2 separate regions of the Mus musculus genome follow, and region 1 is linked to region 2. A link is a loop called in an ENCODE intact Hi-C map of the cell type or tissue named here. Cell type or tissue: heart. All regions are shown on one strand. Links, peaks and the distances in the headings refer to the core of each region. The heading gives the core; the rest is flanking DNA. Region 1 has its middle 22 kb from the start of D430019H16Rik. Region 2 overlaps Ak7 (adenylate kinase 7).

Evidence for each region. Hi-C counts contacts between places; a loop is a spot of excess contacts. Peaks named below come from ENCODE experiments on the same cell type or tissue, not always from the same donor. Only the 100,000 strongest peaks of a DNase experiment are listed, where the experiment ranks them.
Region 1: it touches region 2 in a loop (2.9-fold over the local background); 4 of 42 quality-filtered maps call a loop at or near these places.

The regions. Positions count from the first base shown.
Region 1 is chr12:105,426,065-105,436,752 of GRCm38, reverse strand. No RefSeq gene overlaps it. Among named protein-coding and RNA genes, the nearest start is that of D430019H16Rik, 22 kb to the left of the region's middle. In heart, for the core only: a CTCF peak has its summit at 4,691; no DNase peak of the experiment used is centred there; H3K27me3 peaks cover 549 bases.
Region 2 is chr12:105,718,135-105,728,822 of GRCm38, reverse strand. It overlaps Ak7 (adenylate kinase 7), which reads right to left. Exons shown (of 18, transcript NM_030187.1): 5 at 2,526-2,636. Among named protein-coding and RNA genes, the nearest start is that of Ak7, 17 kb to the right of the region's middle. In heart, for the core only: a CTCF peak has its summit at 5,946 (motif pointing right); no DNase peak of the experiment used is centred there.

The DNA of each region.
Region 1 (10,688 bases), core at 1,105-9,104, 290 kb after region 2:
CTTTTACCACCTAAACTTCTTTTTGCTGACAAATTTTATCACAGAAACGACATGAAACTAGAGCCCAGCTAACTGGCCCAAGAGCTTCTGGAGAATCTCCTGTCTCCATCTTCCACCTCACCGTAGGAGAAAGGGGCTAGGCACACTCAGCTTAATGTGGGTTCTGGTGTAAGAATCGAACTCATGACCTCATCCTTGCAAGGCAAGCTCTTTACCCACTGGGCCAAGGACTCCCTGGTCTCTCTTCTTTTTGAATATAAACTCTCGAGCTGCCATTTCCTATTCTGTGTAGCTTTACATATACGTCACAAATTCTACTGTTTCGTTTTCATATTCTCTTTCCTTGTGGGTTTTTTTTTCTGACTCATCAATTATTTAGAAATATTATCACTTACTTTCCATGCATTTGTAAAAGTCTTTCTGTTGTTGACTTTTAGTTTTATCCCATTATGGTGGGAGGAAATATTTTGGATAGCAAGCAGGTGGGGTGCTTTCTCTCTTAATGTGGTGGTCTGCTCTGGAGGACTCTCTTGTGTACACTGCATTGGGCTGGTGGGATGGGTGGAGGACTCTCTGTGTACACTGCATTGGGCTGGTGGGATGGGTGGAGGACTCTCTTGTGTACACTGCATTGGGCTGGTGGGATCGATGTTCCTCAGAGTCTTCTCCTCCTTGGTGACAATCACCTTGTGGGGAGGAAGTTCCAACATTCTGTCTCTGCGATTTGACACAATGCATTGGTCCCATTCACAGCCATACTGGGATGCACATGGGTTGGACACATTTTCTATTTCCTTATCTACTTGTCATTAGTGTGTCTATTATTACAAATGGGGTGGGAACTTATTTACAAACAGGACTTCACTCCATATGTCCTGGTGCTATCACCCATGTACAGCTTTCATGACAATATAGCTTTATCCTATTGGAGATTAAAACCATAGAGCACAATTGTTGTCTTAGTTCTTTCCCTGTTGCTGTGACAAATTCCTGGACGCATGCAGCTTAAAGGGAGAAAAGGATTATATCCAATTCAATTATAGTTCAAGGTCACAGTCAAAGCAGCAGGAGCTTGAGGGAGCTGGTCACACTACATCCACAGTCAAGAAGCAGAGAGATGATTGCTGGTGCTCAGCTCCACTGCTCTGTTTTGTGCCGTTCTTTGGACCCCAGCTTAGGGAATGATGCTGCCCACAGTGGGAGATTCTCCACCATCAAGATATCTCCCTACAGGCATGCTTAGGTGACTCTAGACCTCCTCAAGGTGACGGTTGAGATGAATCACCCCAGTTGTGCTGTATGGAAAGCACACAGTTAATACCAAGCTGTAATGTATCTATGCTGTTCTGTATTCCCAGCAGCAAGAGAACCACAGGGCTTTTTATCCTTACTTGAACTCTCTGTTGTTGGCTTTGCTTCTTCAGAAAAGTTGTTCAACAGCTATGCCATGTAATCTCAAATTGGTTAGGATTTTTCTTTCCCTAGTTATGGAAGACGTCAACTACTTTTTGAAATGCTTATTTGGCATGTACGTCTACTCACGGACACAGTGTCAATTGAAGTCTTTTGTCTGTTTTCATGTTTTTTTTAAAGGTTCTTTGTATGTTGAAAACTAGTCCTTTATCTGACATTTGAGACACAAATACATTTCCCCCAGTCTTTAGAAGAGCCTGTGTTTCTACTGTGATGAGGTCTGATTTATATTTTCTCCTTTGTGTTGTATCTAAGAAGTCTTTGTCCAGACTGGGGAGATGGTAAAGTGCTTATCTTGCCAGCATGAGGATCCAAGTTCAATCCCTGGTACCTGCATAAAAATTCTGGGCATGGTGGGGAGAAGTGGTCCCTTGGAATTTCTGACCAGCCAGCCTAGCCTCAATGGCAAGTTTCAGGCCAGTGAGAGGCCATGTCTCAGCTAAGAAAGGTGGACTGTGCCTGCTGAATGACAGCTGACACTCAAGGTTGTCCTCTGGCCTCCACATGCATGTGCACAGAAGTGCACATGTATGTACACACACACAACTCATAAGGATTTCATCCTGTTTCTGACATTACCATGAATTTTTGGTTTATATTATATAAACATATCATAAAGTTTAATACTCATATGAAAATATAAATTTATTTGTAAAATATAAATTTTAAATAATCATATAAATATATTTATATCTATCATTGGTTTATATCATGCAAATGTATAATACATCAGACCTGTGATCTATTTGAGTTCTTTTCTTTTCTTTTTCTTTTTCTTTTTCTTTTTCTTTTTCTTTTTGTTTTTGTTTTTGTTTTTGTTTTTTGTTTTTTGAGTGTGATGTGTGGTTTAATGCTGATTTATTTGTTTAGGGTTATCTATCCAGTTATTTGGTTTATTGAAAAGACTATAATTTTTCCATTAAATTGCTTGCCCTGTTTCTCTTCCATCTATACCTACTGTCCCCTGTACACAATGTGTTTGTTCCTGTTGTCAAGACACTCTGCATAAATTTCACATCATAAGTTTTTCAAAAACCTCCAAGTAGCCATAGCAGAATATCAAGCCAAGAGGAAGGTGCTTGCAATCATAAGACCTGAGGAAGGCATGAGTCATTCTCATGGGCTCATCCCACGGTGGCCAGGGATGAAGTGGAGCTAGTCTACATCCCTGCTCTCAGACATGGCCCCTTCTCAGTGACACTGTCATCTATAGCTGTAAGTCTGTATGGTTAAGGGACAATGATCTTCTGCACCTTCTGTGTGACCTTTGTTTTGCTTTGTTTGCAGCCTTGCCCCAGCTAGCATGGGCTTTCAGTGTGTCTGGATGGTGACTCCCCCATCTAACATTTCCACGCATGTTTTAGCAAGTCACATAAAGGGAAGGGTCTGGGTGGGGTCTCTTGGTGGCTACCATGCCTCTCTTCCAGTTTCCTGTCAAAGGCACCCACCGGAGAGTGCTTGAGCAGGTTCACACCCCCGTGGCTCTACCCTCCAGATATTCCCATTTGCAAATTGTTATACATCTCAGCTGAGGGAGCCTGGTGCTACACATTCACTTCTCAGAGGTATCTGAGGCAGCCCATGACCTGAGCTCTTTCTGATGGACTCAGAACATGTACAAAGTTTTGCTGTTATTGTAAAAGGAGACGTGACAGGTTGGCGAGATGGCTCAGCTTATAAGGACACTGACTGCTCTTCCGAAGGTCCTGAGTTCAAATCCCAGCAACCACATGGTGGCTCACAACCACCTGTAATGAGACCTGATGCCCTCTTCTGGTGTATCTGAAGACAGCTACAGTGTACTTATGTATAACAATAAATAAATCTTTGGGCCAGAGTGAGCAGGGACTGTGAGCAGGGGCCAACCAGAGCAAGTGAGGCCAGCTGGAGCAAGTGGGATTGACTAGAGTGAGCAGAGGTCCTAAAATTCAATTCCTAACAACCTCATGAAGGCTCACAACCATCTGTACAGATACAGTGTACTCCTATACATTAAATAAGTAAATAAGTAAATAAATAAATAAATAATAAATAAATGGAGAAGCAATGCTCTGTCAAAAATTTTCCCTCCTAATGGGGCTTGGAAATCCATCAAAAATCTAAATTTGCATCATGACGAATGTAGGGGAGGGAATTCCTAATCTAGGTTCAATGGTGAATCCAGGGTCTGCTTTGTTTCATCTACTCCTACACACAGAAATAAATTCTTCCAGCACATTCTACATTCCAGACAGTGTCAAATGTCATATGTTACTTAACAGTGTGTGTTAAGTCAACAGAGAGATCGGAGCAATGGAGCAATCACCCAATGGGAACTCAGCCTTCAAACTAGTGTCTGAGTGCTTGCTAATGCGTGAGCAAGCCAGGGAAGGGACACAGCCAACAGAGATGATCATTTGCATAAAAGGGAGATTAATAGGGCACAGGGTGACTCTGGGTCATTCATTTGTATCATTTCAAAAGTGGAAAAAGGAAGAAATGTAAGAGAAATAAGAACATACAAATGCCCTTGGCATCTTTGGTGACTCCCACCCCTACTGCCATCTGCGCCTGAGACCTGACCTTGGAAGCATCAGACACTGGATTCAAGAAGAAGATGCGAATCTCTTCTGGGATCAGCTGCAGCAGAGGACAGACAGGCTCTCCCCCTGCCACTGCACCACCCCCTCCCCACCCAGCCCCATCTCACCGGTCTCATCTCTGCAATGAAACATCTGACAGAAACAGCCTAAGGAAGGGGAGTTTGTTTTGGTTCATAGCCCGAAAGGAAACAGTATGGTGGAGAAGAGTTGGCAGAAGGAGCAGCTTGTGCCTGGAGCATCAGGAGAGTAGCTGGCCATTTAGAGCTGGCAGTCAGGAAGCAGAGCACGCAGGCTGGAGCTACTCCAAGCCCCAGCCCATGAGGTCTACCCTCTCTACCCACAGTCACACCTTACCCGACCTAGGTCTCACCTCCTAAAATTTCTATAACTTCCCCAAACAACACCACCATCTGAGGACCAAGTGTTCAAACACATGACTGTGAACTGTGAGTGTGTGTGTGTAGTGTGTGTATGTGTGTGTGTATCTGTATTGGGTTATGTCATATCCAAACTATACAAACTGTATACATTTAGCACACAGTAGGCACTTAACAAACGTGAAGGTCCTTATTTCCTTGTGTCCACCAGACGCAGGATATTAAGTCCCTGTAAGAGTGAGCCTCTCCTGCCACTGTGTGGCATGTTCAGTTATTGCCAGGCCTTCTCATACACAGAAAGCCAAATGATTATCATTCGTTTTACCCTTAAGTTGTAGATCACCTTTTACTGCTGACCCCAAACCCAACTCTACAGTTTCTTATTCAGGTTTCTTAGGTATTTAGTCTGGTGCTTGGATCCATCTCTGTTTCTCTCAGAAGCTGGGGAGCCCCTTTGTAGGCAGGAACCTATTTTGTGAAGACATTTTGTAGACTACAAAGTGCCTTCCTTGTTCACAGACTCCTCTTACACTATCTATTTATGATACATCACATAATGTGAATAAAGGTCATTATCCCCTGGGGCCTGGTGGATGGTGAGAGAGAACCAGGTCTATAAACCATAGGGAGGGCCTGGGGAGAGAACCCAGTTGGTAAAATCCTTGCCACATAAACGTGAGGACCTGAGTTCAGATCCCCAGTTCCCACGTAAAATCTGGACGTGGTGGCAAGTATTCGAAACGCCAGCCTTGAGGCTTAGGGGTGACCAGAGACTGAAAAACCCCTGATGCTCACTGGCTGGTCCATCTATCCTAATGGCTGAATGTTAGAATCAGTGAGAGAGCCTGTCTCAGTCAGGGTTTTACTGCTGTGAACAGATGCCAGACCAAGGCTGCACTTATGAGAACAGCATTTAATTGGGGCTGGCTTACAGGTTCAGAGGTTCAGTCCATTATCATTAAGGAGGGAACATGGCAGCATCCAGGTAGGCATGGTGCAGGAGGAGCTGAGAGTTCTACATCTTCATCTGGAGGCTGCTAGGAGAAGACTGGCTTGCAGGCAGCTAGGATGAGAGTCTTAAAGTCCACGCCCACAGTGACACACCTACTCCAACAAACCCATGTCTCCAAATAATGCCACTCCCTTGGCCAAGCATATTCAAGCCACCATATTCTCTGTCTCAAAAAGTAAGGAAGGCCCCCAATGTTGACCTCTGACCCACTCATGCACGTACACACACACACACACACACACACACACACACACACCTACAGGAAGACTGTAGTTGGTATAGGAGAAGGAAGGGATATGCTATGAGGACCAAGTCAGAAGTCTGTTAAGGAAGGGGTTTGGGTCTCAGCTATAGCTCACCACAGAGAGGAGGGCAGGACAGAGGCACTCCCACAAGCTGACACAGTCGGGGAGGCAGGTGTCATGATCTAGACTGTTCCAGGCTCCTGTACACTGCGTAAGGGCATGGTGCATGGTGTTGGAGAAGAGTCCAGAATCACAGGCTAAGTAAGAATGTGAAGGCTCTTGAGTGTGTGGAGGAAGATGGGCACAGGCCACCCAGCTAGAAAATGTCTTAATAGTCCTGTAGGTTGGAATCAGACAGACACAAGAGCCGGAAGCTTCATTGCTCTTGTCTAGACTATCAATTTTCTGTACATACAAAGAGGAGACATTCAAGGTTCCGGACTTGCCATACTTAGCAATAGCTCTCCAAACACTTCCATGACACTGGCATATGAAGTATATGCCACCGTCAAGAAAAGTCCCACACACCAGCAATGGGATGCCTAGTTCTCCGGCATCCATCGTAAGGTGTGGCTTCGTTCATAGGCCTGGATATGCAAAAGGTTCCCAGTGAAATGAAGCTTGTCGGAATGAAGGGTGAGAATGAGTTCGGATGGGAAACTGTCATGTTACTAAAGACACATTTAAAAGTTTATAATTAAGAATGTGGGAGAAGAACAAACCTTCAGGTCATAATATACTTGAAAGTTACCGGCTCAGATAGCGTCTGCCTTTGTCCAGTGTCTATGACTGATAACACAGCACCACAGTCTGGTACACTAAAATAGGAAAGGTCTCTCTTCTGGCTTACAGGTTTAAGCCAGAGTCAAAGAGCCACAGCCAGTGGTAGCTTCTTTGTTGCTGGCAGGGTCCCAAGGTGGCTCTGGGCAGCATGTGCAAGAGACCAGGAGTGTACTTGTATCTGAATGTCTCCCATAGTCTCTCTGTCTTCTTAGATCATCACTCATTCATCATTGAACTCTGTCCTGATCCCTCCCCTAATCAAATATCCACCCCCTATGCTGCTGTTGTGTAGCAATTTTCTCTGACTGGAAGCATTCCATCCTGGTGAAGACCCAGGAAAGGGAGCTCATTAAGACTCTGGAAGTAAACAACTCAAAAGTCTCAAAAAAGTCCCTAAAACTTAACAGATGCACACAGCTCTTCTTTCGTCAGCAGTAAGGATGGCTGGGGTGGGAGTGGGGGCACTCTTGGACCTGTCAGGCTGCCTGCAAGTCATGTGGAGATCTCTGGGTTCCAGCTTTCATGAGTTCTAGCTGATACTGGGGTGAGCCTTGATGATGCAATAGCCTTCAATGGTCTATGCTTCTGTAAGTAACCCCAATAAATTCATTGGTTTGCCAAGTTGGACTTTGGTGGCATATGTGTACTTTGGTCTGTTATTGTTTCTCACTGAGGTGAGCATATGTTTGTTCCTGTCACCCAAGGAATAGCACCTTGTCTGAACACTACAGTCAGATCAGTGTCTCCTCCTCTGAGTAGCTCACAGAGGGAGTTTAATTCCAGTATATATTTATATTTGGGAGACTCACCAAACATTCAAATCATAGTAGGATATTATTCAAACTCATGCTTTTAAAATATTTTATCAGCATATATTTGATTATACATAAAATTATTTCAATAACTAGGCTGTGCTTAAGTACGTCTAAAATAACTTGGTGTGAGACTCCTGAAGTTTGAGCTGATAGCAGCTACTGAGTCTGCACTGAACTGCACTCCTGCCTTCCACAGTTCATCTCTCTGCTGCCCACAAGGGTCGCAGAAATCCCCTCAGGGAATATTTTACATTCAAATCGTAAGGTCTCCCAAACTGTCATATCCAATGGCTGGGGCGTATGGTGGCAGAGAGATCCAAACCCTTGACCTTAACTCTGAACAGCTGAAGAGCCAATCTCAGCCTCTTTCAATCCCATTGCATTCTTCTGAGAACTGAAGTCCCCACTGGGGTGGGTTGGGACCCCGCCTGTGGTAGAGATTTTGCAAAGCCAAATGATGAACTTCATGGTTAAGGAGAGTTAAATCACTGTAGACCAGAGACCAGATTATCATGGACTATTTCTCACCCCCAGGGCAAGCCTTTATTCTCCAGCCTGCTGTGTCTCTCTGTCTGACCCAACACACTAAGACTATTGAAGGAAAAAACAAAAAAATAAAAATAAAAACAAACAAACAAAAAAACCCCGAAAACTTTGCAATGTACTCTTAGGAAGCCACTTGCCTGCGCCAGTCCACAGGCTCAGACTGTCAGTGGGCGGAAGCTGAGGTTATAACAGAGACTTGGCTCCCATTTTGCTTACCTGATGACTGTACCCATGTATCTACCAAATGCTTGGTTCATGGCTCCATTTGCTCCTTTACGATAAAAACTCACGCCAGACCATGGGATCTGAATTATCTAGGGCTGTGTTCTTAAGGCCATGGCCATTCATATTTGGCTCCAGAATAAGCGATCCCTTATTCCTGTTGATGTGAGAGCCATGTTTTTGTGTTGGTGTTATGTTTGCTCCCTCGCTCACGTCACCTAGAGAGCCCACCCTAACGCATCTCTGCACACACACTGCCCTGCCATCCTGATCCAGTATAACAGTCATGAAGGGGTGTGTGTGTGTGTGTGTGTGTGTGTGCTGTGTCTTCCCTCTTGTTGCGTCTACATCTATGTTCCAATGTGACATCTCCACGCCTCTCAGCATTTCACATTTTTTAAAAAAGATTTATTTACTTATTATACGTAAGTACACTGTAGCTGTCTTTAGACACTCCAGAAGAAGGCATCAGATCTCATTACGGACGGCTGTGTGAGCCACCATGTGTTGCTGGGATTTGAACTCAGGACCTTCGGAAGAACAGTCAGTGCTCTTAACCGCTGAGCCATCTCTCCAGCCCCAGCATTTCACATTTAAACTATAGTATCTCTGTAACTCTCACACCCAATACCTGAACTTCATAGTAGCACAAAAATCCCTTGACTATAACTCCTTTTCAAGCACGAAGCTACAGTGCATCTCTGGCTGATTTTCCCTTGCTTTTTTCAACATTCCGTGTTTCCACGTAACTCTCAAGCTCTCTTGTGATTTCTGATGAAGCTTAATTCTAATTAACCACTTCCCTTCACAGTTAACTGCTGGCATTTATGACCAAATGGCTTTAGAAGGCATGCACTTTGAAGTAGAAGTGGCTTATGCTGGACTGTCCCATTTCCTGAGTGTCTAGCTTTTTGACACTGTGACATGGCACTGTCATCCACAAAGTTCACACGCTAGAAATGTACAACATCACGTCATAAGGGATGTTGACAGCTTTGTACTGGGCTGCACTGGTAGCCTTCCTGAGTTGTGTGCCGTGGCTAGGGTTGGACATACAAGACCCCTTCTGCAAGCTTGGCAAGGCTTTAGCCAGCAGGTGGCTCTGGTGCCTAACAGATAGTCCTTACTAATTGCGGAAGTTCCCTAGTTTGAACAAGCTGAGCTTTGCGGTTGGAAGAGCTCCAGGCTGGCTGGGGAGGTGTGGTAATGTGTGAGCAGGGGCGAGGAGGGAGGGTGTCCTTTTGCTGAGGACAGTGTGGAGAGAGATTTGGGGTGTCTACAGGGCCTGCTCTGAAAGGAGATGGAATTCCACTCTGGGGCAAACCCAAACTAAATAAATTTTAAGAAATGGTGAATTTCCTCTCACAGGAAAGGCTCCGAGGAAGCCCCGGAATGTTCCTATTAGCTTTCCATAGAAACAGCCGTCTGAGGAGCAGGGCCACCCAGGGGCTCTCTATATGAGCTACTGTGGTTGAAAGCCCTTTTAAAATTACCAAGTATTTAGTGCTCTCTCTATTGTGATGGTCCCAGCTTCATGATGGAGGTGCTCTTCAGTGCTATGCTTTGAGGCTCGTGTGTGTGTGTGTGTGTGTGTGTGTGTGTGTGTGTGTGTGTGTGTGTATGGGGGGGGGGTCTTCCCTGTCCCCAGATCTCTCTGGCCACGACAACTACATTGCCATCCCTACAGATTTGTCCACTGCCTCCCAAGAGTGCTTTATCTAGGTGGGTGCTCTATCAGCTGGCAGATGTTGGTCCTGATAGTCAGCCGACAGCCCCAAGTGATAGTCCTGTGGGGTGTAGCAGTGTAGACAAGAGGACTAGCCTAGCTTCTCGACCCTGCTCCACCACAAGCATGCAGTGAGCTTCTCCCTGAGAGGGCCCTGCCTGTGAGTGAAGGCAGGGTGCAGGCTGAGCCCTTGATTTCCCAGGAGCCGTGAGTCATGAGGCTAGAAATGAGACGGTGGCCTGAACTTCACCAAGCGCAACTGGCTTCTGTCTTATGAGCCAGAGTGAGTTGAGTCACACGTAGCAACTGTCTCTTCAGAACCTACTGTACCAGGAGCTCTAAGAAGACTCTCAACCTGGCTTTCAGGTTACAGAGGCCAGGGATTCTAATGCCTGGTTCCTCTCCTGCGCCTCTCACAAGTCTAAGCACCATCTGGCTCCTTCCTGACACCTCCTTATGGACCCTTTTCTCTGACAGTGCCGCCAGCAAATTAAAATAAATTCAAACATCATCATTATTACTACCACCACCACCACCACCACTACCACCTTCTTCTTCTTCTTCTTCTTCTTCTTCTTCTTCTTCTTCTTCTTCTTCTTCTTCTTCTTCTTCTTCTTCTTCTTCTTCTTCTTCTTCTTCTCCTCCTCCTCCTCCTCCTCCTCCTCCTCCTCCTCCTCCTCCTCTTCCTCCTCCTCCTCCTCCTCCTCCTCCTCCTCCTCCTCCTTCTTCTTCTTCTTCTTCTTCTTCTTCTTCTTCTTCTTCTTCTTCTTCTTCTTCTTCTTCTTCTTCTTCCTAGCACTCAGTGATATTTGACTGGGTAGCTCCAGCATTGTGGGGTTTGGGCTCCATTGAGGGGTCCCTGGAGCAGCCTTGCTTTTACAATTAAAACATGGAACAGAGCAAAGGA
Region 2 (10,688 bases), core at 1,678-9,677:
TCATCCAGTGATGGACAAGGTGTAAATTATAACAAAATAGCAGAATATGGAGCTGGAAGACATTTAGATAAGCAGTATGTTCCTTTTATTTCCCGGTCTAGGATATGTCTCATTGGCTGAGCATGTGTAAGGCCTTGGCTCACTCCCCAGCATCCAGCTTGCCCCAAAGTTGAACTAGAATGTCTAATTCTCTCCCCTTCTGTTTGTCTGGTGTGTTGTTGTTGTTGTTGTTATTGTTGTTTTGAGACTGGTTCCCACTGTGTATTCTTGGCTGTCCTGGAACCAACCATGTAGACCATGCTGGTCTCAAACTCAAATCCACTTGCCTCTGCCTCCTAAATGCTGGGATTAAAAGCAAGTACAACACTGGGCTTGTCTTTGAGTCAGGGGTCTCACTATGTAGCTCAGCCTAGCCTTGAACAACTTATCATCCTCCTGCCTCACCTTCCTAGGTACTGTAATTGCTGGCATGATTCAACACCCCCACAATCTGTTGTTTTCGTAACTATTTCATGTTCTGTACTGTATTCCTCAAAACCACTGGTTCTTCAGGAACAGAACTAACGTTTGAAATCCCTCTTGTCATATCTTATGAAACCACAAGGTGGCGATCTAGAGCCGCCATCGCTTGAGCTGGTGTTTTTTTTTTGTTGTTGTTGTTTTTTTTTTTTTTTTTTTTTTAAGTTCAGTGGAACCTGGGGTTTGGGCTGAATGGGATGATGGCAGCAGCATCCGCCTCACAGAGTTCTAAAGAGGTCCCATGCGAGTCTGAGGGTCAACATGGAACACCCCAGGTGAGATGCACAGCATCTTCCAGGGCAGGCAGCTCAGCGAGGCCTGATTTGCTTCTCAGTTACTAATTACCCATTACAGGCCACTCAGAAATCTATTTTAGTAAAAGATAAAATTATCATACATGTCAAATGACAAATTTTGCGGCAATGGTAGCTTTTCTTTAATGGTGGGTGCTGGGGACTGAACCCGGGTCCTTGACATGCAAGGCAGACTCTGTCACTGACTCAGACCTACATCCCCCCCCCCCTTTTTTGTTTTTTTTGGGGGGGGGGTTGGTTTTTTTGAGACAGGGTTACCTCTGTGTAGCCCTGGCTGTCCTGGAACTCACTCTGTAGACCAGGCTGGCCTCAAACTCAGAAATCTGCCTGCCTCTGCCTCCCGAGTACTGAGATTAAAGGCATGCACCATGATTGCCTGGATAAAAGATTTATTTTTAATTATGCGGGGTGGGTGCATATGAGCCCAGGTGCCTTAAGATGTCAGAGGCATCAGACCCCCTGGAGCTGGGGCCTCCAAGTGGCTGCTACACACTAAACTTAGGTCCATGCTCTTAACCACAAACTGAACTTGGGTGTGTGCTCCTAACCACCGAGCCATCTCTCCAGCCCCACCCTACCCTATCAGTCCCTATCCTAGACCAAACTTGCTAAGTTGCCAAACTGGTCTAGAACTCCTTCTTGCAGTCCAGACAGGCCTTGGACTTGTGGTCTTCCTGCCTCAGTCTCTCCAGAGAGCTGTGAGTACAGGTGACTGCCTGCAGGCCCTGGCATTGTTGCTGTAGTTTTGTCAGAAAGCATTGTGTTGTGTAGCCCAGGCTGGCCCTGAACATTGGGTAACAGGTATGTGACACTGGATCCAGCTTATAGACATGTCTTAACAATCAGCTGTGTCAAGATAAACCTTATTGAATAATGGAGTTGGAATAAAAAAAAAATGTTACCTCCTCCCCAGTGTCTGGTGACTGACATCTTGTTTTGAATGACAATTCCCTACCCTGTTTCTACAGTACTGCAGCTGTGAAGTGGGGACAGTCAAGGGGGCTACTGCCAGAGTCACAGTCAGAAAAGCTTAGGCAGGTTCAGGACAGTGCCTGGCCATCCCTGGCTGTGCGATCCTGAACAAACGAATCCTTCCCCTACTCAAGCCTGTGTCTCTTCATTGTTTGTTTGTTTTCAAAACAAAGTCTTTGTATGTAGCCCAGGCTGTCAGGGAATTCATTATGTAGATCAGGCTGTCCTGGAACTCACAGAGATCCACCTGCCTCTGAGTGCCAGGATTAAAGGCAAATGCCCAGCCATCATGTCTTTTGGTATGAGGGACGTTGCACGTTTCAGAGCTTTCTGAAGAAAAGTACTGTGAGAGACTCTAGGAACCACGATAGTGTGTGGGCCCTTCCTTCCCATCCCTACTGAGTTAGTTATTGGCCCAGACCCCTCGGTGGAGGAGAGGCTGAGTTTAGCTGGGGGGCTCTCAGGTCAGAGGGCTGGATCATAATCTGGACCAGGAACTCCCTAAGGGTAGGATACAGGGCTTGAGCCAAAGCTCACACCCGTGGGGATGCAGGAGGAAATAACCCACGGAGTTTGCACTGTTGTAGTAAGGTGTCCTGGCCGTGCAAAAACAGTCTGAAAAGGGATCAGGGCTGAGTATGCAGAGGAGAGAATAGCCCAGGTACACCACCTCGCAACGAACCTTTCCCACTCCACAACGATCTCTGCGTCCAGACTTACATTTTTTCCAAATTTGAGAACAATTTTTTCAGCGTTGATATGGTCCAGGAAGTTGGGGTGATGTTTCCTTCTTCGATAATCCTCTTCTGTGAAGGGAACCTCGTTGTCGTCCTAAGGGAGACACAAGGTGCAAGGCGGTGCAAGGCGAGTGCCCCAGAGCCAGGGGAGGACGCCCTGCTCACGGAGGCGCTCCTTCTGGCTCAATGGAAGTGTAATGCTCTCTGCTTCCCAAGAATGAAGCCCGCATCTCCAGAGAGCTGGCTCAGAGAATCTCCAACAGTGCCCACATAAGGAAGCGACAGATATTCCCAGTGATGGACATAACAAGGACACTGCATATCTCATCCAAACGTACCCCACGGACACGTGCAACCCTGACTGAATCACATAGTGTGAGTAACCTGTAAGCCCCGCGTGCCCAAGGACCCGCAACATCCTGGAATGCTGGGGGCTGCTGGTCATGGAAAATAGCAAGTCAGGTGTTTTCACTCCGCCAAACAAGGTTGGTTGTCCCAGCTGCACAGGATGCACTCGATCTCAACCACACCCCACCCTCCACCCCCACCTAAAGATTTATGTATTTTTTTAAAGATTTTTTTTATTATTTTATCTAAGTACACTGTAGCTGTCTTCAGATGCACCAGAAGAGAGCATCAGATCTCATTACGGATGGTTGTGAGCCACCATGTGGTTGCTGGGATTTGAACTCAGGACCTTCAGAAGAGCAGTCGGTGCTCTTAACCACTGAGCCATCTCTCCAGCCCCCGATTTATGTATTTATTATACGTAAGTACACTGTAGCTGTCTTCAGACATACCAGAAGAGGGTGTCAGATCTCATTACAGATGGTTGTGAGCCAACCATGTGGTTGCTGGGATTTGAACTCAGGACCTTCAGAAGATCAGACAGTGCTCTTAACCGCTGAGCCTACTTGATCTCATAATAGGCAGGATGCATGCTTTTCCCTGATGGATGGTGGCAGGAAGTACTATAGCCTGTGGCTTCAGCCTTTATGAATGCCTGACTAAAATAATTCAGCACCATTCTCAGGGGGGTGGGTGGGGGTGGGGTCCCAGGTATGAGCCTGGCCAGTATTTTATAAAGCTTGCTTTAATTGGACAGTCATGGATTTGGTTTTTCTCCTTGCCATTTTCAGGTTTAACACCTCCACCTCCTCTGTCCTGGGATTACAGACATGGGATACCATGGCCATTTTATACTAACATATGTAAAACCACCTGCTTTGAATTTATATTTATAGATCTGGCTCCTGGGAGCCCTAGACCTCTTCCTTCTGTGACTGCAGTAACCAGAGTGTGTGAAACCTCTAAACTGGGCTGGGGAAAAGCCCAACAACCTTGTTTTTGAGAGTGCACAAAGTCCCCAAGAGCAAGCATCCTATGACAACCCCTCATAGCAATAACCAGACAGGCTACAACAGCAGGGCCAACATACATGTAGATAACCTAAGACATCCTGCAGCAAATAGATAGCCTAGCCATCCTGATTGTCAGGTGGTTTTGCCCCCATGTTTGGTTCCTGCAGATTACTCCAGAAATGCAGTTGTTAAAATATTAACTTGCTGACCTGTATGGAAATTTCCCAAGCTTGCTGTAACCACAATAAATACCCTGTACCCCTAGACTCAAGGCTCTCACGACTGACCCCCTGCTATGGTGATGGGTGAGAGTTCTTGCTCCCAAGCTTGTAGTAAAGACCCTTGTGTGTGTGCATCGGCACTGGCTCCTCGGTGGTCTTTGGGGTCCCTGAGTCTTGGATATAACACTGTGACTGTACACTGAGAAAGGCATTAATTCAAGACAAGAAGTGGATTATTATCAGAGACATGGGCAGGGAGTGGTGCCCACGCTCTCCTCTCAGCACTCAGGGGGCAGAGGTAGGCAGGTCTTTTGAGTTCCAGGCTAGTAAGGGCTATAAAGTGAGACCTGATCTCAAGCCATGGGGAAAAAAAAAAAAACCAATACATTTATAGTATAATCAGTAAAGGGTGAAATTTACCCATGGTCAAAGGCATTCAGGAACTTAAAAAAAAATTATCAGGCATGGTGATAGCAATCCCAGCCCTTGGGAGGCAGAGGTTAGTGGATCTTTGAGTTCAAGGCCAGCCTGGTCTATAGGGTAAGTTCCAGGACAGCCAGGACCACACAAAGAAACCATATCTGGAAAAATCAAAAGTAAATCAAAAGATTAACAATGCAAGAAGGGTGTGGCATGTAAACATGAATGCCAGAGTGGATTTTCCCTTTTTTATGCATGCCTCTGTGTGTTTGTGTGTGTGTGTGTGTGTGTGTGTGTGTGTGTGTTGGTTGGCAGGTGCACATGTACGGGTGGGTATTTTCTGCTGTCTAAATACTTTAACAGCTGGGTCATCTCCCTAGCCCACAAACGACAGTATTTATGCCAGTACCATACCTGCACATTTGCTCAGTTAAGCAGAGAGATTCTTGGGCTGGCGAGATGGCTCAGTGGTTAAGGACACTGACTGCTCTTCCAAAGGTCCTGAGTTCAATTCCCAGCAACCACACCGTGGCGCACAACCATCTGTAATGGGATCTGATGCCCTCTTCTGGTGTGTCTAAAGGCAGCAACAGTGTACTCATACATAAAATAAATAAATAAATAAATAAATAAATAAATAAATAAATAAAAGAGGAGCAGTTCTCACAGGCATGCTCTTGACTTGAAAGTACAGGCTGTAGTCAAGAAGATGAGATCCTGTCCCAGGCTCCTCCGCTGGCCCTGGAATTGAAGTGAGTTATAAAATGGAAAAAAAAAGGGCCAGGCATGGAAATCTCAGCATTGGAGAGGTGTAGGCTGGGGAGGATCAGGGATTCAGAGCCATCCGGGGCTACAGCGTGCATTTGAGCCACTTTGGGCTACTTGAGGTCCTGCTCCAAGTGACTGGAGCCGTGGTGGAAACTGGAAGAAAAATGAAGAAGGCAGCAGCAGGCAGATGCTCAGGGCTGTGGGCCACGCTGGTGCGTGTTGATGATCGTGACAGGTGGATGGTGTATAAATATTCACATGTGAATGTGGACACGCAGGTGCAGGTGGCCAGCGTGTGCGGGCTAAAAGACAACCCTGGGTGTCAGTCCTCCCTGTCCACCTCCTTTGAGAAAGGGTCTCTTTGGTTTTTTGGTTAGCAAGCATCCAAGGTGGCTGGCCCTCAAGCCTCCAGGGACGTCCTTGTCTACGTTGGAGCTCTGAGATGACAGCCATTCATACTATGTGATTGACTTTAACGGGGTTCAGGGGATTCAAAGTGGGGAACCCCTCTGAGCCGTGCTCCAGCCAGGGCTGACACCTTTTAATCAGGCCTGCAGCACAATCTGAATTACATTTTAGCAAGGTTGTCATGGACCACAGATAGGAAGGAAGGAAAATGGTAAAGAACGGAATCTACCACTAGGTGGCGATAGATAATCTTCCTCACCCCGTCCTAGGGTTTCTATTGCTGAGACAAGGCAGTGATGAAAAAAAGAAAGCCAAGTTGGGGAGAAAGGTTTATTTGGCTTATTCTCCCATACTGCTGTTCATCATCAAGGAGGTCAGGACAGAAACTCAAGCAGGGCAGAACCCTGATGCAGAGGGCTTGGAGGGGTGCTGCTCATAACAGGTGTACACAGCCTGTTTTCTTATAGAACCCAGGACCATTGGAACACCCACGATGGATTAGGCCCGTGTCCACCAATCACTAATTAAGAAAATGCCCAACACCTGGATCTTATGGTGGTCTCTTCCCACATGAGGCTCCCTCTTTTCAGATTAATTTGTGTATCCAGTTGACACAGGACTAGCTAGCACACCTCCTTAAGGGTTTGGCTTTTGTTTTTGTTTTGTTTTTTCGAGACAGGGTTTCTCTGTAAAATCCTGGCTGTCCTGGAACTCACTCTGTAGACCAGGCTGGCCTCGAACCCAGAAATCTGCCTGCCTCTGCCTCCCAAGTGCTGGGATTAAAGGTGCATGTCACCACTCCCGGCTCTCCTTAAGGGTTAATCCAATGGGACAGGTCAAGGACCTAGGTGTCACCTCTAGGGACACACCTAGGAAGGTGGGTTCACCTTGAGATAAAGCGTTTTTTCCTTTCCAAAGTTCTGGTCCTCTAGTGCAGTCCCCAGAGCCCCCACCACGTGGATCTGAGTGCTATTTCTTTTCCTTCTCTTCCTTCAGATATGGGTCAGAACCGACGGGTGCTTTCGAAGCTCCCCAATCGCCTATTCTGTTACTGAGTTTCTAAGACTCTCCTCCTCGCTCACCTCCAGGCAGCTGACCTCCGTGCTGCCTCAGCTCCAGCTGCCTGGCTTTGTTCCTTTTATGTATCCTTCTTCCCTTCCTGGCAGCTCTGAGGTTTACCGTTTGCCCACCCTAGGGCTTTCCTTTTAAACCGGTACACTGTCCTCACGCCTCTGCTTGTGTCCACTCAGAAATTCTTTTATGAATGAGCCCCAGCAGGGAGTCCCATTTCCCAGTGGTCATATGACGGCTCTGCCGGACTCTGAGATTTCTAGCAATACTTCTTTCTTCCCCTTTAATGCTTTGATTGGCAGAGAAGATAAACCATCCCTAGATAGAATCCACAGCCGGCAACAGTCATCCAGAGGTTTTCATGCTTGGGGATGCTGACAGCTGAGCCTGGGGCTAGAGCGTTGCCATGGATACTATTACTAGATAGGCTGGTGGTACACTTTCAGTGATGGATTGAGAGCTTTGGCTGACAAGCTGGTTGATGGATGGATGGATGGATGGATGGATGGATGAGTGGATGGGAATGGGGCTGGGGCAACCCCAGTACCGGGGATTCTCTTAGCAGAAAGACAGAAAATTAGTTTGTGAAGATAACTGTAGCGACTCCATCATTTTGCAGAAGTGGCATATCCTGGACAAATTACATATCACACAATAGGCTGTTCTTTTTCATCCACGTGTCCAACCCATAGATAGGGCTGCCAGATTTGGAAGAAATAAATGGGACAACAAGATAAACAAATGAATACACTTTTACATTGTGTGCCCTGAAATAATATTTGTGCTAAAACTTAGTCACTACTTACCGGAAGTTTAAACTGAGCTGACTTCTCTTGTATGCACTTTTATTTGCTGACCTTAGCAATCAAACTCTCACTGAGTCTGGAAAGAGGATGATCTAGAAGCATCCATCTTTCTAGCTCAAGGTTCCGCTTCAAGTTTCCTGGACTATGGTGGCTGCTGCCTGCTGTGGAGACCATCTAAGGGGTACAGGAAGGATGGAGCCTTGGAGCTCGACAGCCCTGGCTACCATGACGTCTGCCCGCTATGACTGTTCTAGGCTTACCCCATTGTCAGCCCCTGTGTCTGCAGCAGAAACAGTCACATTTTTACAAGGTGGACTGCAAGATACCCTAGCTGCAGGTTTTCACTAAAGAAAGGGGATGGGTTTCAGTCTAGCCAGCTGCACGGAAGCCTGCGACTGAAACCGGTCATGGTCGTCAATTCAGTTCTTGCCTTTAGGACCTGGCTCTGTGCTGTGAACCTTTGGTACTGGTTTTTGGGCTGTTTTCCTTTAGTCCTTAAATTTCATTACTACTACTACAACCACATCAGCACAGTGAGGTGTATTTTACATAAAAACACAAACTGACACAAATGACAAAAAAACAAAACAAAACAAAAAACAAAACAAAACAAAACAAAAACAAACAAAAAAAACCCAGGAAGCCAGGACAAAGCCGAGTGAGGCCTTTGTGTTGTGTGGGCTAGCCCAGAATTCTTAGGCTTGAAATAACCCTTTCCCTCCTGACTCCAGAGTGCTTTAAGTCTACTTTTCACTGGTGGGGATGGGCAGGGTGGGGGGAAGGAGGGAAGGGGGTGGGCGTGGGCTAGTTCCTTGCTGCTGAGCGAAGTGATCATTTCCTTTTCTGATAGATGCTGAGTGAGCAGCTCTTCTCCTTTTACTTTGTAACCTTTCCTTGTTATGTATAAAAAGGCCTTGGCATTTCTGGAAATGCTGACCTTTCCTGAACAGATATGGCAACTACTGTGCTCAGTCAGCTTCACTCTTGTTTATCTATTTATTATTATGATAATTGTTGTTGTCTTTGTTTTGTTTTGTTTTGAGGCAGGGTTTCTCTCTGTGTAGTCCTGGCTGTCCTGGAACTCAGAAATCCGCCTGCCTCTGCTTCCCACCCTGAGTGCTGGGATCGAAGGCGTGAGCCACCACTGCCCAGCTTATTTACTTTTTAAATGAAATGTGGTGACTCTGTGAACTGGACCTTCTTCCTTTGTTTTAATTGTTTTATTGATGTATTCTTTCTGCAAGGGTCTATGCTGCCCAGGCAGGAGCTGAACTCTTCCTGTGCTGGGATGATCCGGTTGCCTCAGCTTCCCGAGTAGCTGGGAATTTCACTGTGGGCCACTGAGCCAAGCCTGCAGGTGACCTTTCAGACTGCCTACTTACTATGTTCCACCAGCCTGGAACTTGTGTGGGCTCCTGGCTGGCTGGTTATTTTTTGTGACAACTAGGACCTGTCAGCCATCCTTGTTCTGAGAGTTAGCATCATCTCTGGGTTCTTTGTTCACCCACAGAACACAGCTAGACTTTAAAAACAAACGGGGGCTAGCAAGATGGCTCAGTCAGTGCAGGTGCCTGCTGCGTAGGGACCAGAGTCCCGGATTCAGCATGGCTGGAAATGGCTAAGAACATGTATCTCATGATCAATAACTTCCCACTCTGGAGAGCTGAGAAGCACTGTCAATGCTGGCGTGTGAGAGACCCAGCACACCATTTGCATTGTCCTGATGGCTAAGGAAACTCCATTTTATACTAGTCATCCGTCTTGGTCCCTAAGAACCATTTGTCTTGGCTTCAAGTCCCTGGAAGGCATGTCCCATCAACCCTGAGTACCTGTGTGACACTCCCCCACCCCCATAGATACAGCCATGCCATCTGCTTTGTTACAGTATGACTGCTTCTTGCTGCTTTGCTTGCTTCCATGACCTGCTTAGGCAGACATTCAAGGACTGTTTTGAGGTTACCCTGTCATCCTAATCTCGCCAGTGCACAGCGGTTCCTGGTTTGCTTGTGCCGCCGACACTCAAGTTCTTCTTGTGAGTTTTGCGTTTAAAAGTCCTTCCCTCAGTCCACTTCGCATGGCAGTCTCCCATTTGGCTCAGAGATCCCTGTCCCGCTAGCAGTATCAATACACTTAACAAATTTAATTATAATTCGGGTTAAGTTGGTGGTCTTTTCCCTGGGGCAGGTGTGTATGTGTGTGTGTGTATAATGTCCTCATCACTTTAGATTGATCTTACCATTTGATGAGTCGTGAAGAGAATGCTAGGGTGATTCTCCACTGAGTGGGAAGCTGTCACACAGCCACAGGGCTCTGGAGCAGCAGAGTGTGATAACCGAGAAGCAGCCAGCCAGCCTCGCTGGAAGAAGGTGTGCCTTTCGTCACTACGTAGCAGCTGTGGTCGACTGGCGCATGCGTGCTGTGATCATCGCGGTTTTAGGTCCGCCAGAGTCACACAGGTACTCGGGGAATGCACTGCGCTGGGACTTGAGGAGGGGTGCGTTGTCCTCGGGCAGTAAGAACGTTAGCTCCTTTATAACTAACTGTAAATTTAGGTCATCTTCATGGTCAGCTCGTCCATATTTGGAGTCATCTAGGAGAGACACTTCTGGGTGCGCATGCCTGGGACCTACCTGAGGAGGGAGGAGACACCATCCCGGGATCCCTGACTCAATGAAATGAGAGGAGAAGCATCAGCCCTCATCTCTGCTTCCTGAGGGCAGGCAGGCTTGGTGTGACCGGCCACACTTTCTCCTCCACGGTGACCCAAATCCCTTCAGTGAGACAAGATAAACCCACTCATCCCGTGGAGACACACACCCTTAATCCCAGGACTAGGGAAGCAGAGGCAGACAAATCCTTGAGTTTAGGGCCAGATTGGTTTACATAGTGAGTTCCGGGCCAGCCAGGGTACATAGTGAGACCCTTTCTCAAAAACAAACAAACAACAAACAGACCTTTCTCCACCTGCTTTTGATTTGCCACAGCAATGAAAAAGTAACCAATGAGATAACCCTCTTGGATCCTTATCATATATATGGTCAGGCCATGACTAGAGCATCCTTAGGTAGTGTCACTGTCTGTTAGGAGGCAA